6 separate regions of the Homo sapiens genome follow, and regions 2, 3, 4, 5 and 6 are each linked to region 1. A link is a contact called in ENCODE Hi-C or POLR2A ChIA-PET data. All regions are on one chromosome and are shown on one strand. The core of a region is the stretch at or near the end of the contact, and the rest is flanking DNA. Distances in the headings are between cores, read along the strand shown.

Region 1 (4,615 bases), core at 876-3,375:
TTGTATTTTTAGTAGAGATGGGGTTTCATCATGTTGGGCAGGCTGGTCTCAAACTCCTGACCTCAAGTGATCCACTCACCTCGGCCTCCCAAAGTGCTGAGATGACAGGCGTGAGCCACTGCACCTGGCTAAGGTGCTTGCATGTGATACCTCCATAAGAAAAGTAAATATATCTACTTCTTTCAGAAAATATATGTATTATTTTATTATTTATCTTAAAAATAAGTAGGCCTGGTGCGGCAAATCATGCTTGTAATCCCAGCACTTTGGAGGGCCGAGGCAGGTAGATCACGATGTCAGAAGATCACGACCATTTTGGCCAACATGTTGAAACCCCCTCTCTACTTAAAATACAAAAGAATTAGCTGGGTGTGGTGGCACGTGCCTGTAATCCCAGCTACTCAGGAGGCTGAGGCAGGAGAATTGCTTGAACCCAGGAGGTGGAGGCTGCAGTAAGCCGAGATCACGCCACTGCACTCCAACCTGTTGACAGAGCGAGACTCTGTTTCAAAAAAAAAGTAAATAAATAAAATAATGTAGTAAAAAATTAGTCATATGGGAACACTTCTAGAAGGTACCATGTTTCATCACATATAATTTAGCATTTAACTCAGAACTCAACAGGATATAGAACTGAGATATTCACTGTCACAAATTTCCCCTGCAAAAAGAGGAACTAATGTGTTGACGAATCTATGTAACTCATCAATTATCTACCACATTTTCCTGTGGAAATATATTCATTGTCTACAGCCAAAATGGAAGAGAGATTTTCCCTATTTTTTTCCTTGGTAACTAGCATTCCTGGCTAACATACTGAAACTCCATCTCTACTAAAAATACAAAAATTAGCTGGGCGTGGTGTCGCGTGCCCATAGCCCCAACTACTCCAGAGGCTGAAGCAGAAGAATGCTTGAACCTGAGAGGCGGAGGTTGCAGTGAGCCGAGATCTGACACTGCACTCCAGCTCTGGCGACAGAGCGAGACTCCGTCTCAAAAAAAAAAAAATAAAAATAATAAATTGAGGAACATGGGGTACACTTGAGGCCTTGCTTGAGACACATGTGGAAAATGCCAGGGAAAATCAGTCCGCTGTGGCGTGTGAAAATAATTAAGTGGCAGGCAATTAGACTGAAGAAGCTCTAGTCCCTGGATTTCTACCTCAAAAAAAAAAAAATCTAAGCTCATGTGCATTTTTTGGGAAATTACTACATTAGGGGAAACAAAATTCAGGCTTAAGCAACTATAAACTGCCAATTAAACTGTAATTACATAACCAGGAATTTTTTTTTTTTTTTTGAGACGGAGTCTCACTGTCGCGCAGGCTGGAGTGCAGTGGCAAGATCTCAGCTCACTGCAACATCCACCTCCGGAGTTCAAGCGATTCTCTCACTTCTGCCTCCCGAGAAGCTGTGATTACAGACATCTGTCATCACACCCAGCTAATTTTTGCATTTTTAGTAGACATGGGGTTTCCCCATTTGGGCCAGGCTTATCTTGAAGTCCTGACCTCAAGTTATCCGCCTGCCTCGGCCTCCCAAAGTGCTGGGATTACAGGCGTGAACGACTGCGCCCGGCCCCATAAATTTTGAATAGCAGAAAACAGAAACTGTGAACTCCACGGACCAAAGCTCTTCCCATTCATGAACCTGCACCCCGAGTCAGGATTCTCCCCTGACGACCCTCTGGTGGTCCCTGCACATTCTGGGAGAGACGGGAGGCTGCGGTTGCAGAGCTGCCCACGGAGCGCTCCAGGCCAGAGCAGTCACTACGCAGGGAAGACACAGGACGCCAGGGGGCCCGGCTGTCAGCGTAGCCGCCAAATTATGGCTGAACGGGACTGAGGCCGAGCTGGGCAAGGAGAACTCAGGGTGCAGATTGTGGAGCTGACTGCGCAGAGGCCTGAGTCCCGCCACAGCCACTTCCCACCGGTTCCAACCAGCCTATCCCCCTCTCTCGGGATGTCGGACCGGCACTCTCACCATTTCTAGGCTTCCAGGGGCTCCCGGGCGTCTTAGCTGTGGATCTCCCAATACCTGCAGGACACAGGGCCACAGAGGCTGGGCCTCTAGGAGCAGAGGACACACAGCAGTGAAGACAAGACCTGGAGCTCCGGCTGCAGAGACAAAGGCCCCGCAAAACCCGGAAGCCTTCCGCTTCACTCTGGCTGCGTGCCTGATTGGACGGCTTCCAGCCCAGCGTCCCTGATTGGATAATGCTTAAATCCCCGCCCCCTCAGGCCCTGAGTGACAGAAGATATGATCAGATGCTGGGTTAAGTGAACAAAGAGTGCCAGCCTAAGCAGCTGGCTTTTCAAACAGTGCTTCCTCCCTGAGCTGAGCCAGGCCCACCCCAGAGCATGGGAATATTTTATCTCTTGTTTACTCTCTTTCTTGTTGAATGTATTAAAAAGGTGAACAGAAGTATTTTGCTGTCATTAATAATACATAAAATTTTTGTTCAACAGAAAATCAACTTTTACTTTGGTAATGGTAAAATCTATTAAAGCTAATTTTAATAAAACCTTATAAATAAATCAAATTTGTCATTTTTGAGCACTCCAGATTTACATATATATTTTGTAATATCTCGTAATTTTAAAAAACTATTTATATTTTATTTTTGTCCACATTCTTTTTATTTTTTCAATTTGAAACAATCTTTAATTTCCAACAGCTATAGGAGATAGAAATCATTTAGAGGCAGGCACGGATAGTTCACGCTGGTAATTCCAACACTTTGGGAGGCCAAGGTGAGCAGATCACTTGAGGTCAGGAGTTCAAGACAAGCCTAGCCAACATGGTGAAACCCCATCTCTAATAATAACTAATAAATAATAATAATAACTAATAATATAAAAAGTTACCTGGGTGTGGGGGTGCACATCTGTAGTCCCAGCTACACCGGAGGCTGAGGCAGGAGAATCACTTGAAGCCAGGAGGCGGAGGTTGTGTAACAGCCCAAGGGGTTTATTTTACCCTTTGCCTAGACAGAGCCGATTCATCAAGACAGGGGAATTTGTGGAGGAAAAGTCACATATTAAATCTGAACTCAATTGAATGTGGACACAAACAATTGTCACCAAGTCCCAGAACAGGTTGTGTGAGCCCCTGAGGTGTTCATCCAGCGCTGTATTGAAGAAATCTCTATTTCAATCTATTCCTATATATTAGTTGTTGAAAAACAATAGACAATCACAAAAAAAGGTTGACCTTTTTGTGTTCCTTGAGGCAAGTCGTGAAGGGCTCTCATCACTGGGCCTTATGCCAAACAACTCGTTACAAAAGAGCTAAGGTCCCAGACCGCCCTGAAGCTTCATAAGACCTCTCCTTGTCTGTGTACGATGGACGGGTGGCTGACTCTAGAGCTGTGGCTGTTGCCTCCCTCTCTGGTGGTGAATCCCCCATAGTCTGGTGAGGGAAAATATATATATATATATATATATATATATATATATATCTTTTCCCATTTCCTCGTCTTATTAAGATTGGCTTATTACATCAATCTGCTTATTATATTTATTTGCTTATTATATCATTTGCTTATTATATTATTACTTTATTATGTCTGCATTGCCATTTACGTGGGATAAAAGTTGTTTACCCTTAATGGTATTGTGTGTGTGTCTTTGTTTCTCCCCTCTCACATTTGCCTCACAGAACATTTTTGGCATCACAAATAGGATTTGAAAACAAAAGTGTACCCCTTTTTGACTAGAAGGACAGGGCTGGAGGGCTCAGGGACTTCCCATATCCTGGGATGGGAACTCCCCCAGTTCTCCCTCTTGGTGATTAAATGGTCAAGGGGAACTGGTTTTTGTGGGAATTGGGAATCTAAATTAGTGCAGTTTAAACCTTTGACTGTGCGGGAAGTGCTGCGGGGGATTCCAGTCAGCAAAGGAGATGCTGAGGGATCTCCCGGAGTGGATGGTGTTTGCTTACTGCTTATAAGTTAATGTATCGTGATAGGGGCTGGTTGCTACAAGATAAATGTAAGCGGAAAAGGAAAATGCTAATCTGACTTCCAGACTGGCCCAATGCCAGTCAATGTCTTGACTGATAAAGCTCAAAGCTATCAGCCTATCGCTGAAAAAAGCAGCTGTCCAGGTGGCCCAGTCAGGATAAAACTGAAGAACTAGTCAGCCGGGGCTTCGAGCAGGTAAAAACCCAGTTCCTATTTCAAAAATGGGAAATTAACCCTAGTAAAATTCAAGGACCTGCACAAAGTATAAAATTCCTTGGCATTTTATGGAATGCAAATAAATAGTCCATTTTACCAAAGGCTAAGGCTAAAATACTAGATTTTGCAACCCCTACCACTAATGTACTGGCTTGTTTGGTTTCTGGAGACATCATATTCCCCACTTGGGTAACATTTTACAACCTCTGCATGCAGCCACTAGAAAACGCTATGACTTTCACTGGGGAGAGAAAGAGAGCATGGCCTTTGAACAAGCTAAACAAGCAGTGCAACTGGCCCTGGATCTATGGCCCATACGGGATGGGCCAGTAGAACTGCAAGTAACTGTCCTAGATCAATATGCTAATTGGAGCCTTGGGCAGAAACAAGATGGGAAGAGGGTACTTTTCGGGATTTGGACCCAGAAACCACCAGA
Region 2 (4,615 bases), core at 1,495-3,994, 900 kb before region 1:
CTCAGCCTCCTTAGTAGCTGGAATTACAGGCATGAACCACCATGCCTGCTAATTTTTGTATTTTTAGGAGAGACAGGGTTTCACCATGTTGGCCAGGCTGGTCTGGAACTCCTGTCCTGGCCTCAAGAGATCTGCCTGCCTCGACTTCCCAAAGTGCTACAGGTGTGACCCGCTGCGGCCACCCACTGCATATTCTGGTTTTTTTTTTTTTTTTTTTTTTTGAGACGGAGTCTCACTCTGTTGTCAGGCTGGAGGCTGGAGTGCAGTGGCGTGATCTCAGCTCACTGCAACCTCTGCCCTCGGAGTTCAAGCGATTCTCCTGCCTCAGCCTCCCGAGTAGCTGGGATTACAGGCGCCTGCCACTGCACCCAGCTAATTTTTTGTATTTTTAGTAGAGACGGGGTTTCACCTTCTTGGCCAGGCTGAGTCTTGAACTCCTGACCTCGTAATCCACCCGCCTCGGACTCCCAAAGTGCTGGGATTACAGGCGTGAGCCACCGGGCCCGGCTCTGGTTTTTTTTTTTTTTTTTTTTTTTTTTTTTTTTTTTTTTTTTTTGAGATGGAGTCATGCTCTGTCGCCCAGGCGCAATGCTGTGATCTCGGCTCACTGCAACCTCCTCCTCCTGGGTTCAAGCAGTTCTCCTGCCTCAGCCTTCTTAGTAGCTAGGATTACAGGCATGCGCCACCACACCTGGCTAATTTTTGTAATTTTAGTAGAGACGGTGTTTCACCATGTTGGGCAGGCTGGTCTCCTACTCCTGACCTCATGATCCGCCTGCCTGGGCCTCCCAGAGTGCTGGGATTACAGGCTGAGCCACCGTGCCCGGCTGCATATTATTAAGATACATGACTTCGTAAAAGGAGAAAGGAAATGTAATAGGACTTAATAATCACATAGTATCAAATAAGATAATCTTCAGTAAAAATAGGAATGACATGTTTCTGTCCCATGATACAGTTCGATATACTTACTTTTTCAGTTTTTTCTCCAATATTAATTCTTTCCCATACAAGGTCCAAGCTTCTGCTCTTGGAGTCTGGGACTGGACCCCTTTCTGGTAGCAATACCTTTATAGAATGTTTACTCCAGGCCGGGCACGGTGGCTCATGCCTGTAATCCCAGCACTTTGGGAGGCCAAGGCGGGCAGATCACGAGTTCAGGAGATCGAGACCATCCTGGCTAACACGGTGAAACCCCGTCTCTACTAAAAATACAAAAAAAAAAAAAAAAAAAAAAAATTGGCCGGGCATGGTGGCACATGCCTGTAGTTCCAGCTACTCGGACTCGGGAGGCTGAGGCAAGAGAATCTCTTGAACCTGGGAGGCAGAGGTTGCAATGAGCTGAGATCGTGCCACTGCACTCCAGCCTGGGCGACAGAGCCAGACTCCGTCTCAAAAAAAAAGAAAAAAAAAGTGGTTTACTCCAGTTTTTCCCTGCATTTAATAATTTTGTTCCCTTTAAGGCATGTTTTTATTTTCTTGGCTGAAAAGGAGTAGCCTGAGAAGAAGTAACGTGTAGGAAGCCTTGGCCATGGGACCAATAGCCTCATAAATTCCTGATCTCTGGAGGACATCAGGGCCTCCTACCTGTTCCATTGTGACCTGGGAGTCTCTCCAGCTCCAAGGTGGAGGGATGGCTTCACTGAACACGGAGTCTGGAATTCCGTGCACACTCATGTGACCGGTGTTCCGGAAAAAGAAGCAGGAGGCGGCTGGGCGCGGTGGCTCACGCCTGTAATCCCAGCACTTTGAGAGGCCGAGGCCGGCGGATCACGAGATCAGGAGTTCGAGACCAGCCTGGCCAACATGGTGAAACCCCATTTCTACTAAAAATACAAAAATTAGCCGGGAGTGGTGGTGGGCGCCTGTAATCGCAGCTACCCGGGAGGCTGAGGCAGGAGAATCGCTTGAAACCGGAAAGCGGAGGTTGCAGTTAGCTGAGATCGTGCCATTGCATTCCAGCCTGGGCAACAAGAGCGAAACTCCGTCTCAAAAAAAAAAAAAAAAAGCAGCAGGAAGGACCCACTGAGTACAGGAAGCCGACAGGGCCTGCTCCGGAAAACCAGGAGCTGTAAGGTCAGCCGAAAGGACGAAGAGACCTGAAGTCAGTCAAGTAAGTTTTATTAACCTGCTGGGCTGCTCCCCCACAGTTAGAGGAGGCAGCCCCGCTTACAGACTACAGCAGGGCTTTATAGGGCGAGGAACTGGGCTGGGGTGTGAGAACTGAGTCGGGGGTGCAGGTGTCCTGACCGCATCCTGGAGATGTTTTTGCCAGCTTTGTTATGCAAGGTGGGCAGGTGTTGTGACCGCATCCTGGAACTGTCTGCCGGTTCAGCTGAAGTCTTTTGAACAAACAGTTACTGGAAGGGTCAGTGGGGAGGAGGTCTACTTCTAGCCCGGGGGGAGTTGTGTGGCGGTCACAAAGGACTGTATTGTAAGACTGATGGGGGAAGGAGGGGAACAGTCTGGTTGGGTTGACCCTAACGGGAGCAAGTTCTGCTTCCATGCAAGTCCAGGTCCAAGGTCCCAGCGAGGGGCTGTGGGTAGCACCTGTCAGTCACACCCCACACAGCGAGCGGATTATTTGAGGATTCCGATCACCTCTCCTGTCGCTCAAGCCCCAGGGGCGGGACCTGGGGCACCAGCCAGTCAGAGGCGCTGTGCGGCAAACTGTCCAATCAGGTGCGCCGGGAGGAGGGGCAACTTCCAAAGCCCGAAGCGGTCTCATTTCCCGCCGGCCCCCCATTCGGGTCCGGGTTTTAGTTCCTCGGGGAGCCCCTGGTGCCCCGGATACGGCTGATTTTGTCGTGTGGGACCTGTTCTGGCTGCTCCAGCCCCAGGAAGGACCCAGGACACCCGGAAGCCGGAAATGGTGAGCGTGCGGAGCCGGGCGTCCGGAGACCTGAGGAGGAGCTGGTCGGAACCGGCAGTGGCTGGACCTGGGCCTCCCCGCGGCGACTGTGGGGGTCTGGGACCCGAGTCCCCCAGGCGCAGCTCGACCCTTGGTCCCCTCGGTCGCCGGGTGGAGCTGGACCAGCCGCCGGGACCCCGGGTGTCCTGTCCCGGCCCCGGAGCCCTCTCAGGGCAGCTCCGCGCCCGCAGCCCCGCGTCTCCCCAGATCGTGCGGGGGCCTCAGGAGGGTCTTAGGGGGAATCCCGCCTCGGGTGTGGGGTTCGTGCGGGAGGAGCCGTGGCCTGTGGGGTCCCCAGTTCCTCCTCCCTTAGGCGGTCCCCGTTTCCTTCGGAGTCTTCCAAAGGTGTGGGAAGCTGGGTTTCAAACCCACGACCCCGTCCCCCAGCTTCGCTCCTCCCAGGGCTGCAGTAAATCCCTAAATTTCCCCGCATTCCCCAACCCTAAGTTCTCCCTCCAGTACATCCACTTCACATTATTATTATTATCATTATTTCTATTATTTTTGAGACGGAGTCTCACTCTGTCGCCCAGGCTGGAGTGCAGTGGCACTGTCTGGGCTCACTGCAGCCTCCGTCTTCCGGGTTCAAGTGATTCTCCTGCCTCAGCCTCCTGAGTAGCTGGAATTACAGGTGCCCGCCACCACGTCCGGCTAACTTGTATTTTCAGTAGAGACAGGTTCACCATGTTGGCCGTGCTGAAGTCCTGATCTCAGGTATCTGCCTGCCTCGGTCTCCCAAAGTGCTGGGATTACAGGCTTGAGCCACTGCGCCTGGCAAGACCCAGTGTTTTAACTGTCATCTTTTCCAAGGAGCCCTAGATGGCACTTCTTAAAAAGTTCATTTTCCGTTTGTGAACATTTCACATGCGAGCAAAGCAGAAAATAACCCCCTGACACTCCGATGTTAAAAAAAAAAAATCACTGTGCCTGCCCTCTTTTTACCTTCCCTAGGCGCGGCCACCTTATCAGACAGTCTTTGGGTGGAGGCTTCTCTTGGGAACTTCACAGGGTATTGGGTCCTCAGCCCACCCTCCTATCTTTCTGGTCCTGGGTTTCAGGACCGTCCAGGGACTTCTTCCAGCTGCCCTCGGAAGAACGGGTGAAAAGTCTGTCCTGGCGTGGTTAATCTTTCCTGGTTGTTTGATGAGCCTCCTAGGGAGGAGTTCTTGTCTTTTGAAAAGAAGTTTCCTTAGGAAATTCCAGAGGGATTCCCTGCTGGCCCTTGGGGGTGGGGTGGGGCCAGAAACAGTAGAAAGAAACTTCTCCCTTCTGAGGCAGCTCAGGGTGGCATGCAGTGGCACAGTCATGGCTTACTACGGCCTCAACCTCTGGGGCCCAAGCAATCCTCCTGCCTCAGTCTTCCAAGAAGCTGGGACCACAGGCATGCGCCACGCCCGGCTAGTTTTTATTTTTTGTAGAGACAAGGTCTCACTATGTTGCCCAGTCTGCTCTGGAAGTCAAAAGCGATTCTCCTGCCCAGGTGGCTCACGCCTGTAATTCCAGCACTTTGGGAGGCTGGGGCGGGAAGATCTCTTGAGCCCAGAAGTTTGAGACCATCCTGGGCAAAGTGGCGAGACCCCATTTCTACAACAAATACAAAAATTAGCCGGGTATGGTGGCGCATGCCTGTAGTCTCAGCTACTCAGGAGACTGAGGTGGGAGAGCCACCTGAACCCGGGGAGGTTGAGACTGCCGTTAGCTGTG
Region 3 (4,615 bases), core at 984-3,483, 830 kb before region 1:
TCCAGCCTGGGCAACAAGAGTGAAACTCCATCTCAAAAGAAGAAAGAAAATATAAAAAAAGAAACCCAATACAATCAGGAAAATTATTTACAAAACACTGGCATAAAGCAGCTGTAGTTCAACTGGATACATCCAAACCATCAGGATGTGAAGATTCAAGGTCACGTATATTAAGCCTACTTGAATTAAGATGAGGAGACTCACAACTAGCTTTTGACCCAAGTACACAGACAGATAAAAGATATAATCTACAAATAACCACCTTAGAAAAACCATTATTTATTGATTATTTTATACAAAAATAATTAGTATTCCAATTCTGAAAAACTATATACTACACCTTTCAGGATAGGGTACCCAAACTAGATATGGTACCCAAACTGACATATCAGCATCAAAAGAATACCCACAATCAGCCAGGCGCGGTGGCTCATGCCTGTAATCCCAGCACTTTGGGAGGTTGAGGCAGGCAGACCACCTGAGGTCAGGAGTTCAAGACCAGCCTGGCCAACATGGTGAAACCCCATCTCTGCTAAAAAATAAAAGAATTAGCCGGGTGTGGTGGTGGGTGCCTGTAATCCCAGCTATGCAGGAGGCTGAAGCAGGAGAACTGCTTGAACCAGGGAGGCAGAGGTTGCAGTGAGCTGTGATCATGCCGTTGCACTCCAGCCTGGGCGACAGAGTGAGATTCCATCTCAAAAAAAAGAAAAAAAACAACAACAAAACTACCCACAATGACTCTAGACTTAGGAACCTTCCACTGGTTAATTGCTCAGAGAAAAACACACTGACCTATTACAACCACACGAGGAAAGAAAAAATCACAACATACACTTACAATCAGAATGTATCAAAGTGGTGTGTGTCATAAACATCACTCTCACAAACACCTCAAAGCTTACCACTTAGCCGGGCGCGGTGGCTCACGCCTGTAATCCCAGCACTTTGGGAGGCCAAGGCGGGCAGATCACAAGGTCAGGAGATCGAGACCATCCTGGCTAACACGGTGAAACCCCGTCTCTACTAAAAATACAAAAAAATTAGCTGGGCGTGGTGGCGGGCGCCTGTAGTCCCAGCTACTGGGAAGGCTGAGGCAGAATGGCTTGAACCTGGGAGGCGGAGCTTGCAGTGAGCTGGAGATCGCGCCACTGCACTCCATCCCGGGCGACAGAGCGAGACTCCGTCACACACAAAAAAAAATGCTTACCACTTATATACGGAACAAATGACATACAGAGATTTTGCATCATCATGGCACTCCAACATAGGCGAAATCTCTTGGGTAGAAACCACACAGATAAACACACACAAACAAGAAAATTTAAAAGAACCTGAACAAGCTCACAATTAATTCCATCCAGAAACCAAAGAAACTAAAAATCGCACACATTCACGCAAGGGAACAAAATTACCCAGAGCGAAGGGAAACTGGAATTAAGGGTGGCTAGAATTAATATTTGATCAAGGAGTCCAAAGGGAAGAAACACAAACTTTCTGATCAGTTAAGATAAGGAGTCCCCTTCCCCGCAGTTCGAAAAGAAAGCCCACATTCAGAAGGTCAAAAACACCCCCAGACTTGAGTGCTGGGAGCACTAGAGGGGGTCAGTCCCTGGTGATGAGGGCAGGGGCGTTTGAACAGCCACAGGAACCTGACCCCGGCAGCAAGGACCTAGCCAGGCTTCGGTTCTCACAAGTGAGGAAACGCACCCGTGGATTCATCGTAAGGTTTCCAACCAAGTGGTTTCTTAAACGCACAAACCCCACAGACCGAGATGGGATCTCCCCAGGACCCTCCCGCTGTCACCGAACAATCCGGGGAGACGCGGGGCTGCGGGCGCAGAGCTGCCCATAGAGGGCTCCAGGACCGGGGGCCGAGGTCGCCCCGCGGGGACGGGACAGGACGCTGGGGCTCCCGGCTGCGGGTCCAGCTCCCACAGAGAGGACCGAGGGCCGAACTGCGCCCGCGGTGGCCCCCGGGTCTGCAAACCCCGGAGTTGACTGCAAGGAGGTCCCCGGCCTCGGCCACAGACGGTTCCAACCAGAAACCTCCCCTCGGACACTGGCCCCGCACACTCACCATTTCCCAGCGTCCGGGAAGTCACGGTGTCCTCCCTACGGATCTGTCAGTACCTGCAGGTCACGGCGCGACAAAGGATGCGCTAGAGCCACCTTCGGCCTTCAGGAGCAGGTGAAACGCAATCTTCCCATGGGCCAGGAATGGCGACGTCCGCACTGCGCAGGCCCAGCGTGGCGCCGCTCACATCTTTTCAGCTGAGGTCCTGATTGGACAGATCCAATGGCCCCGCCTCTTTATCACTGAGTGACAGCGGAGCAGGAAGGGGCGTGGTTGAGCTGGCCTGGCTTCAGTCCGGCTTGTCCCCGCCAGGACGTTTGCGTTTAAACCGAATGTGTTCTTTGCCTCCCATCCATTTTAAGTGTTCTCTTCAGTACTGTTAAATACATTCACATTGTGAAGCCAATTTCCAGAATTGTTTTCATCTTGCAACACTGAAATCTGTCTCGTTGCACAACTCCCCGTGCACCTCCTTCCCTCAGGGTCTTTTGCAACCTCCATTCCATTGTCTGAGTTCGTGAATTTGACTGTGGGAATCTCATGTAAATGGCGTCATAAAGTATTTGTCCTTTCCTGACGTGCTTATTTCACTTAGCATAATGTCCTCGAGCTTCACCTTGTAGTATGTGTTAGGATTTATTTCTTCTTTTTTTTTTTTTTTTTGAGACGGAGTCTCGCTCTGTCGCCCAGGCTGGAGTGCAGTGGCGCATCTCGGCTCACTGCAAGCTCCGCCTCCCGGGTTCACGCCATTCTCCTGCCTCAGCCTCACGAGTAGCTGGGAATACAGGCGCCCGCCACCACGCCCGGCTAATTTTTTGTATTTTTTTAGTAGAGACGGGGTTTCACTGTGTTAGTCAGGATGGTCTCGATCTCCTGACCTCGTGATCTGCCGGCCTCGGCCTCCCAAAGCGTTGGGATTACAGGCGTGAGCCACCACGCCCGGCCTCTTCTTCTTTTTTTTTTTTTTAAGAGACAGGGTTTTGCTCTGTAGCCCAGGCTGAAGTGCAGTGGTGTGATCATTGCTCACTGCAGGCTTCAACTCCTGGATTCAAGCAAGCCTCCAACCTGAGCCTCCTAAGTATCTGGGACTACACGCACGCACTACCAGGCCTGGCTAATTGTTTTAATTTTAATTTTAATTTTTGGTAGAGATGTGTGTCTCCTTCTGTTGCCCAGGCTGGTCTCGAACTCCTAGGTTCAAGCAATCCTCCTGCCTCGACCTCTCAAAGTGCTGGGATTACAGGTGTGAGCCACTGCCACCGGCCAATTTACTTCTTTTTTTTTCCTTTGGAGATGGAGTCTCGCTCTCGTTGCCCAGGCTGGAGTGCAGTGGCGCTCAGCCACCGCAACCTCTGCCTCCCAGGTTCAAGTGATTCTCCTGACTCAGCTTCCTGAGTAGCCAGGATTACAGGCGCCCACCACTACTCCCGGCTGATTTTTGTATTGTAGTAGAGATAGAGTTTCACCATGTTGGCCAGGCTGGTCTCGAACGCCTGACCTCAGGTGATCTGCCCTCTTTGGCCTCCCAAAGTGCTGGGGGTGTGAGCCACCTCGCCTGTCCCCAATTTACTTCTTTTTAATGCTTTATTTAAACATTTTTTAAAGAGTTCCTAAATTAGTCAGTTCCTAAATCTACATACAATAGAATAGAATTGTATTCTATTGTATGTAGATATCAAATTTCTGGATTTTTCTGGATCTATTTATCTTTCTTTCTTTTTTTTTTTTTGAGACAGTCTTGCTCTGTTGCTCAGACTGGAGTGCAATGGCGTGATCTCGGCTCACTGCACTCCACCTCCTGGGCTCAAGCAATCCTTGTGCCTCAGCCTCCTGAGTAGCTGGGGTTACAGGCATGTGCCACTATGCCCAGCTAATTTTTGTAATTTTAGCAGAGATGGGGTTTCGCCATGTTGCCCAGGCTGGTCTCAAACTCCTGGGGTCAAGAGATCTGCCCACCTTGGCCTCCCAAAGTGCTGGGATTACCGCATGAGCCACCTCGCCCGGCCTTATTTATCCTTTCCTGGACACCTAGGTTGCTTCTGCCTTTGGCTATGGTAAATAATATGTCTATGAACATGGGTGAACAAATATGTGGGTTGCTGCTTTCAGTTTTTTAGGGTATGCTCAGAAGCAGACTTCCTGGATCATATGATTACTTTGTATTTATTATTTATTTAAGGAATGGCCATACTCTTTTTCCTAGCAGCCATAGCATTTTCCATTCCCAACAACAGTGCACAAGGATCCCAAAAGGTGTTCTCACTTTTTTGGTGGTGTCCTTTGAAATACAAAAGTTATCAATTTTGCTGGGCATGGTGGTTCATGCTTGTAATCCCAGTACTTTGGGAGGCTGAGGCACGAGGATCGCTTGAGGCCAGAAGTTTGAGACCAGCCCAGGCCAACATTCCAAGACCCTGTCTCTACAAAAAATAAAACAATTAGTTGAGTGTGGTGGTGCACACCTGTAGTCCCAGCTACTCAGGAGGCAGAGGCAGGAGAATCACTGGGGGCTGGGAGGTTGAGGCTGCAGTGAGCCATGAT
Region 4 (4,615 bases), core at 979-3,478, 700 kb before region 1:
CACCAAGGTGGTAAGCAACAGCCTGGGTTCCAGAGTCGGCCACTCATTTCTGCACAGATGAGGACAGGTCTCATGAAGCTTTGGCGCAGTCTGGTACCCTCAGTTTTTTGTAACGAGTTGTTTGGCAGGAGGTCCAGTCACGAGGGCCTTCCGCAACTGGGCACAAGGAACACAAAAAGGTCAACTTGCTTTTGTGATTGTCTATTGTTTTTCAATAACTAATGTATAGAAATAGATTGAAATAGAGATATCACTGAAACAGCTCTGAATGAACAACTCAGAAGGCTCACACAACCTGTTCCAGGACTTCGTGACAATTGTTTGTGTCCACGTTTAATTGAGTTCAAATTTAATATTTAACTTTTCCTCCACAAATTCCCCTGTCTTGATGAATCATCTCTGTCTAGGCAAAGGGCCAGGTGAACCCCTTGGGCCTTACACAACCTCCGCCTCCTGGGTTCAAGCGATTCTCCTGCCTCAGCCTCCGTGGTAGCTGGGACTACAGATGTGCACCAGCACGCCAGGCTAATTTTTTTTTTTTTTTTTTTTTTTTGAGACGGAGCCTCGCTCTATCGCCCAGGCTGGACTGCAGTGGCGCAATCTCGGCTCACTGCAAGCTCCACCTCCCGGGTTCACGCCATTCTCCTGCCTCAGCCTCCCGAGTAGCTGGGACTACAGGCGCCCGCCACCGCGCCCGCCACCGCGCCCGCCTAATTTTTTGTATTTTTAGTAGAGATGGGGTTTCACTGTGTTGGCCAGGCTGGTCTTTAACTCCTGACCTCAAGTATTCCACTCACCTTGGCTTCCCAAAGTGCTGGGATTACAGGCGTGAGCCAACGCACCTGTCCCTAAATGATTTCTTTCTATCTCCTATAACAGTTTGAAATTACTTAAAGGTTGTTTCAAACTGAAAAAATAAAAAGAATGTAGATATAAATAAAATATAGTTAAAAAATTACAGGAGATTACAAATTATATATGTAAATCTCGAGAGGTCAAAAATGACAAATTTTGTTTATTTACAAGGTTTTATTTATGTATTTATTCATTTTTGGAGACGCAGTCTCACTTTGTCACCCAGGCTTGAGTGCAGTGGTGCGATCTTGGCTCACCGCAACCTCTGCCTCCTGGGTTCAAGCCATTCTCCTGCCTCAGCCTCCTGAGTAGCTGGGACCACAGGTGCATGCCACCACGCCCGGGTAATTTTTTGTATTTTTAGTAGAGACAGAGTTTCACCGTGTTAGCCAGGATGGTCTCGATTTCCTGACCCAGTGATCTGCCCTCCTCAGCCTCCCAAAGTACTGGGATTACAGGCCTGAGCCACCGCACCTGGCTTTACAAGGTCTTATTAAAATTAGCTTTAGTATTGATAATACACTATTACCAAAGTAAAAGTTGACTTTCTCTTGAACAAACATTTCATGTATTATTAATATGACAGCAAAGTACTTCTGTTCACCTTTTGAATACATTCAAAAAGAGAGAGAATATGAGATAGAATTTTCCCATGCTCTGGGATGGGATGCTCAGCTCAGGGAGGAAGCCGTTTGAAAAGGCTCCAGCTAGGCTAGGCGCGGTGGCTCACGCTTGTAATCCCAGCACTTTGGGAGGCCGAGGCGGGCGGATCACCTGAGATCGGGAGCTCGAGACCAGCCTGACCAACACGGAGAAACCCTGTCTCTACTAAAAGTACAAAAAATTAGACGGGCGTGGTGAGGCATGCCTGTAATCCCAGCTACATGGGAGGCTGAGGTAGGAGAATCGCTTGAACCCGGGAGGTGCAGGTTGCGGTGAGCCAACATCGTGCCATTGCACTCTAGCCTGGGCAACAAGAGGGAAACTCCGTCTCGGTGGGGGGAAAAAAGAAAGAAAAGAAAGAAAGAAAGAAAGAAAGAAAAAGAAAGAAAGAAAGAAAGGAAAGAAAGAAAGAAAGAAAGAAAGAAAGAAAGAAAGAAAGAAAGAAAGAAAGAAAGAAAGAAAGAAAGAAAGAAAGAAAGAAAGAAAGAAAGAAAGAAAGAAAGAAAGAAAAGGCTGCAGCCTAGGCTGTCACTCTTTCTTCACTCAGCCCAGTATCTGATCACATCTGTCACTCAGCGGCTGGGGAGGCGGGGCCTTAGGCATTATCCAATGAGGGACGCTGGGCCGGAAACCGTCCAATCAGGCACGCAGCTGGAGCGAACCACATGGTTTCTGGGGGCCTTTGTTTCTCGCTGCAGCGGGAGCTCCAGGTTTATCCTCAGTGTTCTGTGTCCTGTGCTTATAGAGGCCCGTCCTCTGTGGCCGTGTGACCTGCAAGTATTGGGAGAGCCACAGCTAAACCCCGGGACCCCTGGAAGCCTAGAAATGGTGAGTGCCGGGTCCAACGTCCCGAGAGAGGGGAGAGGCTGTTTGGAACGGTGGGAAGTGGCTCTGGCGGGACTCTGCTTCCTCACAGTCAGCTCCACAATCTGCCGCCGGAGTTCTCCCTGCCCAGCTCGGCCTCAGTCCCCTTCAGCCATAAGATGGCGGCTGCGGTGACATCCGGGGCCCGGCACAGTGATTGTGCCCTGGCCTGGAGCCCTCTTTCAGCAGCTCTGCACCCGCAGCACCGCGTCTCTCCCAGATCATGCAAGGACCACGGGAGGGTCGTCAGGGGAGAATCCTGACTCGGTTCCCTGCGGGTTCATGAATGGGAAGAGCTTTGGTCCGTGAGGTTGTTAGAAACAAGCGCTTGGTGCCGCAAAACAACACAAAACAAAAAACTACCCAGCACTTAGAAAATTTCACAGGAAGGCATATTTACTTCTGAAGAAGAGTGCTGCTCGCGTCCGACCTGATCGCAAGAGCACACAGAAGAAAGGAAGGAAGGTTTTTTTTTTTTTTGAGGCGGAGTTTTGCTCTTGTGGCCCAGGCTAAAGTACAATGGCGCGATCTCGGCTCACTGCAACCTCCGTCTCCCGGGTTCAAGTGATTCTCCTGCCTCAGCCTCCCGAGTAGCTGGGGTTACAGGCATGCGTCACCACACCCGGCTGATTTTGTATTTTTAGTAGACATGCCGTTTCACCATGTTGGTCAGGCTGGTTTTGAACTCCCGAACTCAGTTGATCCGCCCGCCTCGGCCTCCCAGTTTGAAAGGGGTTTTTAACCCTAAACGCCGTTATTGCCTCTGTGTCCTTCCCCCATTGGCCGGGGTCTGACCTCACAATCTAGGCTGACCCGATTGGCTACTTTCCAAATAAGGAAGGGGTTCGGGTCGCAGATTGGAACAGGCGGTTTGGGTTGTTTACGGAGCGGGTGTCTAGGTACAAAGAGGTACAAAAAAGTTGGTCCTAAGAACAAGGAACAAGAAAGTTAGGCCCTTGAAGAGGAATCTATTATATCTGTCAGGGTTCACAGTTTCCCTTTTCTCCTATTAAAAATTTATGGGGCCGGGCGCGGTGGCTCACGCCTGTAATAACAACACTTCAGGAGGTCGAGGTGGATGGATCACTTGAGGTCAGGAGTTGAAGACCAGCCTGGCCAAAATGGGGAAACCCCATCTCTACTAAAAGTACAAAAATTAGCTGGGTGTGATGGCGAATGTCTGGTTTTCTGTTTCTGCATTAGTTTTCTGAAATAATGGTCTACAGCTTTATTGATGTTATTGCAAAGGACATGATCATTTATTTTTAAATGGCCAGAGAGTATTCCATGATATTTATGTACCATATTTTGTTTTTACTAAATCTTTTATTTTATTTTATTTTTGGAGACAGAGTGTCACTTATTGCCCAGGCTAGAGTGCTGTGGAGTGATGCAGCCTTATTTAGCCTCAACCTCCCTGGCTCAAGCAATTCTCTCCTACCTCATCCTTTCACGTAGCTTGATCTACACGCTGGTGTTACCACGCCTGGCCAATTTTTCTCTTTGTATTTTCTGTGGAGACAGGATTTTGCAATGTTGCCCAGGTTGGTCTTAAACTTCTAAGCTCAGGCAATCCACCTGCCTCAGCCTCCCAGAGTGCTGGGATTACAGGCATGAGCCACCGCATCTGACCATACCGTGTTTTCTTTATCCAGTCTACCACTGATAGGGCCTGTCCATGTCTTTGCTATTGTGAATAGTGCTGCAATGAACATACATATGAATGTATCTTTATAATACAATAATTTATATTTCTTTGGGTATATACCCAATTATGAGGTAGAGTATAAGCATTCCCTTTTCTCTGCAACCTTGCCAGCATCTGTTATTTTTTGACTTTTTAAAAATAGCCATTCTGACTGGTGTGATGTGGTATCTCATTGTGGTTTCTCTTAATTTCTCTAATGATTAGTGATGAGCTTTTTTTTTTTCATATGCTTGCTAGCCACATGTATATGTTCTTTTGAAAAGCATCTATTCATGTTTTTTTGGCCTATTTTTTAATGAGATTTTTTTTTTCTTGTAAACTTGTTTAAGTTCTTAATAAATTCTGGATATTAGACTTTTGTCAGAGGCAAAGTTTGCAAATTTTTTTTATTCTGTAGGTTGTCTGTTTACTCTGTTAATAGTTTCCTTTGCTGTGAAGAAGCTCTTTAGTTCAAATAGGTCCCATTGTCAATTTTTGCTTTTGTTGCAATTGCTTTTGGTAGCTTCATCATGAAGTGTTTGCCAG
Region 5 (4,615 bases), core at 537-3,036, 660 kb before region 1:
GGTACCTGATGAATTCAAAGCCCAAGATCAAATAGCTGCAGGATTTAAATCAATATTTCCACGGGTAACTATTAATAAAAATGTAGATTAGATAGATAAATCACATCTATTATAATCAATATTAGTTTATTAATTACACCAGAAATGCTGTCAAAGAAATAGCCAACCAATTAAGGCCTACTAGCCAGATAACTTAGAAAAACAAAATGGCCCTGGACATAATATTAGCTGAAAAAGGTGGAGTTTGTGTTATGATTAAAACTCAAATGTTGTACCTTCATCCCAAACAATACTGCCCCCAATAGGAACATAAGAAGGGCCTTACACGAACTTACCACTTTATCCAATGAATTAGCTAAAAATTCTGGGGTCAATAACACGTTTTCAGAATGGCTAGAGAGGTGGTTCAGTAAACGAAAAAAAGTCATAGCCTCAATTCTTACTTCTCTTATAGTTGTAATAGGTGTACTAATTCTTGTTGGGTGTTGTGTCATACCATGCATCTGTGGGCTAGTACAAAGACTTATAAAAACGACACTTACGAAAACCTCCCTTAGTTCTCCTCCACCTTATTCAGATAAACTTTTCCTTTTAAAAGATCAAGTCAAACAACAAAGTAAAGGTATGTTTAAAAAGTTTTAAAAAGCGTGTGGTCGCAGTGGCTCACGCCTGTAATCCCAGCACTTTGAGAGGCTGATGCGGGCGGATCACCCGAGGTCAGAAGTTAGAGACCAGCCTGACCAATATGAAGAAGCCCCATCTATACTAAAGACACAAAATTAGCTGGTCGTGGTGGCACATGCCTGTACTCCCAGCTACTCGGGAGGCTGAGGCAGGAGAATTGCTTGAACCTGGGAGGCAAATGTTGTAGTGAGCCAAAATCGTGCCATTGCACTCCAGCCTAGGCAGCAAGAGCAAAAACTCCATCTCAAAAAAAAAGGTTTTTTTTTAATTATAAAAATTAAAAGGGGGAAATTGTAAAATACAATAAAATTCCTCTTCAAAGGTTTAGTCTTAACTTTCTTGTTCTTTGTTCTCAAACTCAACTTGCTTGTTCTCCATGCCTCCTTGCCCCTAGTTACTGTAACAACCTTCCTTCCCAACAGCTCTAATCAATAATTCACATCTGTTCCCTTGATTACTCACTCTGCAGCCTTCCCACCCTTCAAAACCACACGTCCCACCACTGTGACTTATACATGCCCCTTCCCTTCCTTATTTGGAAAAATATTTACAAATAGCCAATCGGGTCAGTTTAGATTGTGGGGTCCGACCCTAGCCCATGGGGGAGTAACACAGAGGAAGAGACTTTACGTTAAAAATAAAAACCCCTTCCCTCCTTTGTTCAGGGTGCTCTTGCGATCGTGATTAATGCAAACAAAAACCTTTTGCAGAAGTAAATTGCCTTACTAAAAAAACTTTTGCCTGAGTACTGGTTTCACTTTGCGACACCAAACACTTTACTTCCAACGGTATTATTAATATGACAACGAAATACTTCTGTTCACCTTTTCAATACATTCAAAAAGAGAGAGTAAAAAAGAGAATGTTCCCATGCTCTGGGGTGGACGTGGCTCAGCTCAGAGAGGAAGCCCTGGCTGAAAAGGCTGCAGCTTAGGCTGTTACTCTTCTTCACTCAGCCCAGCATGTGATCACATCTTCTGTCACTCAGGTCCTGAGGGGGCGGGACCTTAAGAATTATCCAATCAGGGACGCTGGGCTGGAAACGTCCAATCAGGCAAGCAGCCGGACCGAACAGGGCGGCTTCTGGTTTGGCGGGTCCTTTGTCTCTCGGTGCAGCCGGAGCTCCAGGTCTCCTCTTCACTACTCTGTGTCCTGTGCTCCTACAGGCCCAGCCTCTGTGGCCCTGTGACCTGCAGGTATTGGGAGATCCACAGCTAAGACACCAGGACCCCTGGAAGCCTAGAAATGGTGAGAGTGCCGGTCCGACATCCCAAGCGACGGGGAGGGGCTGGTTGGAACCGGTGGAAAGTGACGGTGGCGGGACTCAGGTATCCCCTTAGTCAGCTCCACAATCTGCGCCGGAGTTCTTGCCCAGCTCGGCCTCGGTTCCCTTCAGCCATAAGATGGCGGCTGCGCTTATAGCGCAGCCCCCAGGCGTCCTGTCTCTTCACTGTGCGGTGACTGTGCCCTGGCTTGGAGCCCTCGCTGGGCAGCTGCGCACCCGCAGAGCCGCTTCTCTCCCAGATTGTGCAGAGACCACGGGAGAGTCGTCAGGGGAGAATCCTGACTCGGAGTGCGGGTTCACGAATGGGAAGAGCTTTAGTGGGTTGGGTTCACAGTTTCTCTTTTCTCCTATTAAAAATTTATGGGGCTGGGCAAGGTGGCTCACTCCTGTAATCGCAGCAGTTTGGGAGGCCGAGGCGGGCGGATCACTTGAGGAGTTGTTAGGGCAGCTAAGTTCCTCTTCAGAGACTCAACTTCCTGGTCATAAGTTGTAAAAATTGTAAATCAACCCTACCCCTTCTTTTTCCCCATTCTCCTTTTCTCAAAACATCGCGCGTTTACCCTATATGGAAAAAGTTTGTGTCTAGCCCAACCAGGATCAGCTTAGATTGTGCGGTGGGACCTCAGCCAATATGGGAAGGACACAAAAACCGGAACTGCGTTAGGGTTAAATCCCCTTCCTGGCCCAGCGCGGTGGCTGATGCCTGTAATCCCAGCACTTTGTGAGGCCGTGGCGGGTGGATCACAAGGTCAGGAGTTCTAGGCCAGCCTGGCCAACATAGTGAAACCCCGTCTCTACTAAAAATACAAAAATTAGCCGGGATTGGTGGCAGGCGTCTGTAATCCCAGCTACTTGGGAGGCTGACGCACGAGAATTGCTTGAACCTGGGAGGCGAGGTGCAGTGAGCCGAGAGCTTGCCATTGTACTCCAGCCTTGGTGACAAAGTGAGACTCCGTCTTAAAAAAAAAATAGACATCTTAAAATTTCCTTCCCTTATGTAAATACTGTGTTTGAGTAATTTCACGGATTTTTCAAACACTGAGTTTCAAAAACCAAGTGAATAACTCTGACATGACAAAGCTTGAGCCTAGTGACTCCAAGCTAAGGCTAATATTAAGCCTAAAACAGAAGGTTTTTTTTTTGGACAGAGTTTTGCGTTTTGCTCTTGTTGCCCAGGTGGAGTACAGTGGCGCAATCATGGCTCACTGAAATCTCCACCTCCTGGGTTCAAGCGATTCTCCTGCCTCAGCCTCTCAAGTAGCTGGGATTACAGGCATGCACCATCATGCTTGGCTGATTTTGTGTTTTTAGTAGAGACGGGTTTTCTCCATGTTGGTCAGGCTGGTCTCGAGCTCCCGGCCTCTGGTGATCTGCCTGCCTTGGCCTCCTGAAGTGCTGGGATTACAGGCATGAGCCACAGGGCCCAGCCAACAGGAGTTTATAAAGTCCTATTTAGCTTTTTCTGGGGAGCCTCCCCTGCAGATGTCCCAGCCTATTCACCGGAGCCATGGAAGGAGGCGTTATTCTGAGAGAAGGTACAGAGCCCCAGAAAGCTGGGGCCCCACAAGCAGATGCAGTTAAGGTTAAGATGAAAGGAAACTGGGAGGATCTTTTTTTTTTTTTTTTGAGATGGAGTCTCGCTCTGTCGCCCAGGCTGGAGTGCAGTGGTGCGATCTCGACTCACTGCAAGCTCCGCCTCCCGGGTTCACGCCATTCTCCTGCCTGAGCCTCCCGAGTAGCTGGGACTACAGGCACCCACCACCACGCCCGGCTAATTAAAAAAAATTTTTTTAATAGAGACGGGGTTTCACCGTGTGAGCCAGGATGGTCTCGATCTCATGACCTCATGGTCCACCCGCCTCGGCCTCCCAAAGTGCTGGGATTACAGGCGTGAGCCACCGCGCCCGGCCTTTGGGAGGATCTTACTGACGATGAAGTTGTTATTGTTTTGAGGAACATTTTAGACTTTGTAAAATAAAAACGTTAATTTATGTAAAAGATGAATTTCAAAAAAGTATTACAACAGGAGGAAGTACCAACTAACTCTAAAATCTTTATGGCTTGCAAAAATGTAGGCAGAAAAGGGCTTTTCTCCCTAGGGAGGAGCAAACAAGATTAGAAAGGAGGTGGGAGGGGAATGGCAAATGGAGGGTGAAAAAGTCAGATTTTACATCAGAGAATGTCTTACCCTGAAATCAGCATGTTCTTAGGAGGGATGTAAAGTGGGGCTGTATGTTGACTCAGAGTGAGGGTAGCTCAAAGTTCAGGAGCCTGAGGAAGGGAGATAAACCTAAGTAAAGTTTGATTAGGAAATATTTTATTTTAGGCCTGGCCCGGTGGCTTATGCCTTTGGGAGGCCAGCACTGGGATTACCAGTGCTGGTAATCCCAGCACTTTGGGAGGCCAAGGCGGACAGGTCACGAGGTCAGGAGATCGAGACCATCCTGGCCAACGTGGTGAAACTCCATCGTTACTAAAAATACAAAAATTAACTCAGCATGTTGGCGCCCACCTGTATTCCCAGCTACTCAGGAGGCTGAGGCAGGAGAATCGCTAGAACCCGAGAAGCAGAGGTTGCAGTGAGCCAGATCAAGCCACAGCACTCCAGCTTGGCGACAGAGCAAGACTCTGAAAACAAACAAACAG
Region 6 (4,615 bases), core at 1,416-3,915, 530 kb before region 1:
CTAGGCAAGTTGGTGCATGCCTATAGTCCTAGGTAACTGGGAGGCTGAGGTAGCAAGACTGCTTAAGCCCAAGAGTTCAAGGTTATAGTGAGCTATGATCATGCCATTGTACTCTAGCCTAAGTGAAAGAGTGAGACTCTGTCTCAAAAAAATCAATCAATCAATAATAAAAGTTTTCTAAATTCTATCCTTCAGGAAAAGGCAAAAGAACAAAATGTCTTCCCTCATTTTCAAGTGGGGGAATGAAGCCCCTTATTTCTAATTTGTATTTGCTTCTGCAAAAGGTAGGTCTAGGCCCATGGTCTTGAACTACTGGACATCTGACAACTGAGGGGTGGCGTTGGGCACACTGTGTGCACATAAAAAAAGGGTTTGTGGGGGAACTAAAAGGCAAACGAGGGAAAGTTGCTATCTAGAAGCCATGGGTGGGACAGTGCAGGGTTACGGAAGGACTGGTTCATGCTATAGATTGTGTCCCAGGAGAGGCTATGCTCTGACTTCTTCCTGTGTCCATGCAGGCAGATGAGACTATAATCAGGTGGCACAGAAGCCTGGGTTGGTGAAAAAACCAGGTTGCCAGTACAGACTACCTTTCAAGCTCTACTGATAATTTACACTTAATTAAAAACTGAAGTTAAAATAAGCAAAGAAATCTTTCCAAGGTGACAAACTCAGGAAGCGGCAATACTGATTGGAACACAGACATATCTGACTCAGATGTCAAGTCAAGCCATTCTATCATTTGGGACATTTTCCCGCCCCATCCTGCTCACTGAAGTGGACAATAACCATTCTACCAAGAGCCACTGTGCTGTGCCCCACTGTGTCCCTTAGATGCATTTTGCTTTGCAGGTTTTTGCACTGCCTCACTGGGTTGGGTGTTCCTTGTCCTTGGGGATATTTTTTTTCTCTCTTCACCAATCTGAGAAAATTTTCTCCTCAATACTAGCATCCAAATTGCCTGGCCAGCACTGTATCTCTAAGAAATGGAAACTGGGAGTTGGGGAAGAAAATCTTAATGTCCTAATGGATTTGCTTTCAGAGGAAAGGTATACCTGATTTCTCCCAGGCACAATGCACCAACCACTCCACAGAGAGGCCACATTCCCATACCTGGCAGGGTTGCCCCTGAGAGGAGATGGCCCAGGGGCTGATATTCACTAGACACCTCAGGAGACACAGCCACTGTGGGCATCTCATGTCATCCCCAGACAGTTCTGAAACTCAAAACCAGGAAAATAACACAGGGTGGCTGAGGATGCATTGCCCTGTGAAGTTTCCAAAGTGGAACCTCAACCCAAAAACATTCTGATAAGGTGTCTGTGCCTAGGAAAGATTAAAGGGAGATTGGCACAAAGGTTTTTGTTTTTTGGTCTTTTTTTTTTTCATGGTGGAGTGTTGGGATTATTCTCTGCTTTCATCTCCTGTAAAATGTTTGCAAATGAAAAACAATTCTTTTTCTAAAAAGTGCCATCCGCTGCTCTTTGAAATAATGATCAATCAAAATACTGTGTCTGAAATGTACAAAAAAGGACTAATAGTTGATAATGTTGTGAATTAGAGAGGGGAAGTTGGTGTTGAAGAATGTCAGGAAAGAACTGAAAATTTAAAATTCAACTGCAAGTCAGAGTTAGGCTGGGGCAACAGAGTGGTAGCTTTGAGATTCTGTTTGTCACACATTTGGAAAATCCAAGAGAAAACCACTTCTGTGGAGTGTTAAATAAATAGCAGGCAGTTAGACTGAGGTGGCTCTAGTACCCTGAGTTCCTACATTAAAAAAAAAAAAAATCAAAGGCAAATACATTTCTTGTAAATTGCTACCTTAGGGGGAAACAAAATTCAGATTTTTCAGATTTAAGCAACCACAAACCTTCAATTAACTTCTGATTACATAACCAGGCAATGACAACCTGAATAGTCTAAATAAGATGACTACATAACTGGAACGAGTCAGTTACTGAATTCGGTTTGCTTCATCCTGCACTTTATAAAAAACTTTCCTTCAAGCTCTTCGGCTGGACCCCCAACCACAAACCGTGGCTGGGTGCTCTCTGAGCATAAATCACTGTTAACTTCAATAAGTTTTCAACATTTTAAAGGTGACTCCCATAGTTTTTAAACAGGAGAAGGAAAAGACTGAGGACCCCCGGGATCACAGCACTTCCCACGCACAAACCACACACGGGGTCTGGACTCTGCCCTGAGGACGCTTCCATTGTCCCCGCAGTCGGGGCAGACGCAAGAACGCGCGCGGCTCTTCCCAGGGTGGGCTCCGGGCGGGAAGCGGGAGAACGGAACGGGATGCCCGCCCAGGGTCCCGGCTGCTGGCCCACCTCGCATCCTGTGCCCGGAGGTGATCGACGGCCGAGCTGTGCCTGCCGGGGACTCCAGTCCGCAGACTCCGGAGCTGACAGCTGGGAGGCCCCAGTCCCGTCACTGCCGGTTCCGGCCGGTTTCAACCAGCCCTGCCCCCACCTCGGGATGCGCGGCCTGGCACACTCACCATTTTTCGGCTTCCGGGATGTCGTGGAGTCTTAGCTCTGGATCTCACAGCATCTGCAAGTCAGAGGGCAACAGAGGCTGCGACAGTCACCGGGAACTACTAGAGCAGAGGATACTAAGCAATGAAGATGGACCCTGAGCTCTGGCTGGAGCGAGACAAAGGCCCCGCCAGCTCCAGGACACCGCCCCCTCTACCTTGGCTGCGCACCTGATTGGACAGTTCCCACTCTAGCGCCCATGATTGGATACAGTTCCATGCCCCGCCCCCTCAGGTCATGAGTGACAGGAGGCGTGATCTGAGAATGTGTTGAATAAGGCAAGAGTTACAGGTTTTTCCTGAACCCTTTTCTGGCGCGCTTCCTTCCTGAATTGGAAACTGGCCCTTCCTGGGGAACATTTGCATTTAACTTTGTATATAAAGTTATCTTTATTTGTGAATAGTATACATATGTTATTCACAAATGGAAACAATATAATGACAATTATTTTAAAATCTCAGATTTCATCATTTTCCTAGCCTCCAGTCTTTTGAGCAGGCAGCCTAAGATGTCGCAAGGGAGGCAATTCTCTAAGAAATAAACTGTGAAGCACATATGAATTTTACATTTTCTAGTAGCCACATTTTAAAAAAGAAACCAGGCGTGGTAGCCTGTGCCTGTAGTTCTAGCAACTAGGGAGGCTGAGGCGGGAGCATCACTTGAGGCCAGGAGTTTTAAGACCAGCCCGGGCAACATAGCGATGATCCCATCTCTACAAAAAATAATTAAAAATTTAGCCAAGTCTGGTGGTGCACGCCTGCAGTCCTAGCTACTCAGAAGGCTGAGGCGGGAGGATCACTTGACCCTGGGAGACCAAGACTGCAGTGAGCCACGATCACACCATTGCACTACAGCCGGGGTGACAGAGTGAAACCAAGTTTAAAAAAAAAAAGATCTCTGAAGAAGGCATTTTCTCTTTCTGCAATTTAGCCAAGCAGCTGAGTATGTCTTGAAGTCATCTTCTAATTTTTAACAGGGCAAGGATGTTTTCTAAAACCCCAGTCTCCAGAGTTGCCATGGGGCAAATCCCGGCAGCATACATGAAAATCACTCACAGCTAATGCATTCTTCATCAGATCCAGTGCTTCTTACCCCTGGCAAATAAAAATCACCTGCGGGGTTGGGAGCGGTGGTTCACGCCTATAATCTCAGCATTTTGGGAGGCCGAGACGGGCGTATCACCTGAGGTCAGGAGTTCGAGACCAGCCTGGCCAACATGGTGAAACCCCCATCTCTACTAAAAATACAAAAATTAGCCGGGCATGGTGGCACACGCCTGTAATCCCAGCTACTCGGGAGGCTGAGGCAGGAGAATGGCTTGAACGTGGGAGGCGGAGGTTGCAGTGAGTCGAGATCGCGCCATTGCAGAGTGAGACTTCGTGGGGAGGGTGGTGGTGGCGGCGGGGGGTGTGGAGAATGACTGGAGGGGCGGGGCAGGATGTAAACTTAAAATCCCTGAAGCCCAAGTTGCAACAGACCAATTAAATTAGAATCCTTGGAGTTGGATCTGGGCAACAATATGGTTTAAAGCTCTCAGGGTGATTACAGTGTGTAGCCAAGTACCCAAACTACTGCTTTTCACCAACAGCTTTTTCTTTTTTTTTTTTGAGATAGAGTTTTGCTCTTTTTGCCCATCCTGGAGTTCAATGGTGCGGTCTCGGCTCACTGCAACCTCCGCCTCCCGGGTTCAAGCGATTCTCCTGCCTCAGCCTCCCAAGTAGGTGGGATTACAGGCGCTTGCCACCACGCCCGCTAACTTTTTGTATTTTTAGTACAGACAGGGTTTCACCATGTTGGCCAGGATGGTCACGATCTCTCGACCTCGTGATCCACCCGCCTCGGCCTCCCAAAGTGCTGGAATTACAGGTGTGACCTACCGCACCTGGCCTTCATCAACAGTTTTGATGAATTAGTTATAAATGGTTTTTCAAATGCATGTAAAAACGTTTGCTGCTGAGTTGTGACCTTACAATCTTAACTCATTTCCCACTTACTATACTTTGCAGAACCAACCTCTGCTACTCGCTTTGTTCCTGATTGAACCTGGTTCCATGTGTGCTCAGTGTATACTATGC

The links. A loop is a pair of places that touch in the nucleus more often than their neighbours do. ChIA-PET counts read pairs that join two places held with the same protein, here RNA polymerase II (POLR2A). Pooled maps may share reads with other maps.
Region 2: a map of naive thymus-derived CD4-positive, alpha-beta T cell shows a loop between it and region 1 (7-fold over the local background). The contact joins the promoter of ZNF101 here to the promoter of ZNF737 in region 1. A Hi-C loop is called at or near these places in 1 of 168 maps with a recorded cell type or tissue (naive thymus-derived CD4-positive, alpha-beta T cell), 2 of 37 single-sample maps with no recorded cell type and 11 of 50 pooled maps. POLR2A ChIA-PET finds 5 or more read pairs at or near these places in 6 of 52 experiments (CD4-positive, alpha-beta T cell, GM12878, RWPE1 and 3 more).
Region 3: a map with no recorded cell type shows a loop between it and region 1 (14-fold over the local background). The contact joins the promoter of ZNF14 here to the promoter of ZNF737 in region 1. A Hi-C loop is called at or near these places in 2 of 37 single-sample maps with no recorded cell type and 7 of 50 pooled maps. POLR2A ChIA-PET finds 5 or more read pairs at or near these places in 2 of 52 experiments (activated B cell and activated CD4-positive, alpha-beta T cell).
Region 4: a pooled map shows a loop between it and region 1 (21-fold over the local background). The contact joins the promoter of ZNF253 here to the promoter of ZNF737 in region 1. A Hi-C loop is called at or near these places in 10 of 50 pooled maps. POLR2A ChIA-PET finds 5 or more read pairs at or near these places in 6 of 52 experiments (CD4-positive, alpha-beta T cell, HepG2, activated B cell and 3 more).
Region 5: a loop to region 1 is called in a map of naive thymus-derived CD4-positive, alpha-beta T cell, with 10 times the contacts of the local background. The contact joins the promoter of ZNF93 here to the promoter of ZNF737 in region 1. A Hi-C loop is called at or near these places in 2 of 168 maps with a recorded cell type or tissue (esophagus muscularis mucosa and naive thymus-derived CD4-positive, alpha-beta T cell), 1 of 37 single-sample maps with no recorded cell type and 9 of 50 pooled maps. POLR2A ChIA-PET finds 5 or more read pairs at or near these places in 3 of 52 experiments (CD4-positive, alpha-beta T cell, activated CD4-positive, alpha-beta T cell and naive thymus-derived CD8-positive, alpha-beta T cell).
Region 6: a pooled map shows a loop between it and region 1 (12-fold over the local background). The contact joins the promoter of ZNF682 here to the promoter of ZNF737 in region 1. A Hi-C loop is called at or near these places in 1 of 37 single-sample maps with no recorded cell type and 11 of 50 pooled maps. POLR2A ChIA-PET finds 5 or more read pairs at or near these places in 4 of 52 experiments (CD4-positive, alpha-beta T cell, activated CD4-positive, alpha-beta memory T cell, activated naive CD4-positive, alpha-beta T cell and 1 more).

The regions. Positions count from the first base shown.
Region 1 is chr19:20,563,656-20,568,270 of GRCh38, forward strand. ZNF737 (zinc finger protein 737) reads right to left here and starts at 2,126. Exons shown (of 4, transcript NM_001159293.2): 1 at 1,983-2,126. The coding sequence starts at 1,985. The region is part of intron 2 of LOC105372316 (a long non-coding RNA gene); the gene reads left to right. RefSeq lists enhancers at 1,559-1,718, 1,929-1,978.
Region 2 is chr19:19,666,095-19,670,709 of GRCh38, forward strand. ZNF101 (zinc finger protein 101) reads left to right here and starts at 2,745. Exons shown (of 4, transcript NM_033204.4): 1 at 2,745-2,872. The coding sequence starts at 2,870. RefSeq lists enhancers at 2,434-3,000, 3,001-3,566 and a silencer at 2,955-3,154.
Region 3 is chr19:19,730,879-19,735,493 of GRCh38, forward strand. It overlaps ZNF14 (zinc finger protein 14), which reads right to left and starts at 2,234. Exons shown (of 4, transcript NM_021030.3): 1 at 2,078-2,234. The coding sequence starts at 2,080. RefSeq lists a silencer at 1,740-1,889.
Region 4 is chr19:19,863,654-19,868,268 of GRCh38, forward strand. ZNF253 (zinc finger protein 253) reads left to right here and starts at 2,229. Exons shown (of 4, transcript NM_021047.3): 1 at 2,229-2,346. The coding sequence starts at 2,344. LOC124904664 (a long non-coding RNA gene) reads right to left here. Exons shown (of 4, transcript XR_007067169.1): 1 at 2,783-4,615; 2 at 1-156. RefSeq lists an enhancer at 2,260-2,689.
Region 5 is chr19:19,899,160-19,903,774 of GRCh38, forward strand. ZNF93 (zinc finger protein 93) reads left to right here and starts at 1,787. Exons shown (of 4, transcript NM_031218.4): 1 at 1,787-1,932. The coding sequence starts at 1,930. RefSeq lists enhancers at 1,757-2,356, 1,891-2,440, 2,989-3,538.
Region 6 is chr19:20,036,840-20,041,454 of GRCh38, forward strand. ZNF682 (zinc finger protein 682) reads right to left here and starts at 2,666. Exons shown (of 4, transcript NM_033196.3): 1 at 2,504-2,666. The coding sequence starts at 2,506. RefSeq lists an enhancer at 2,436-3,012.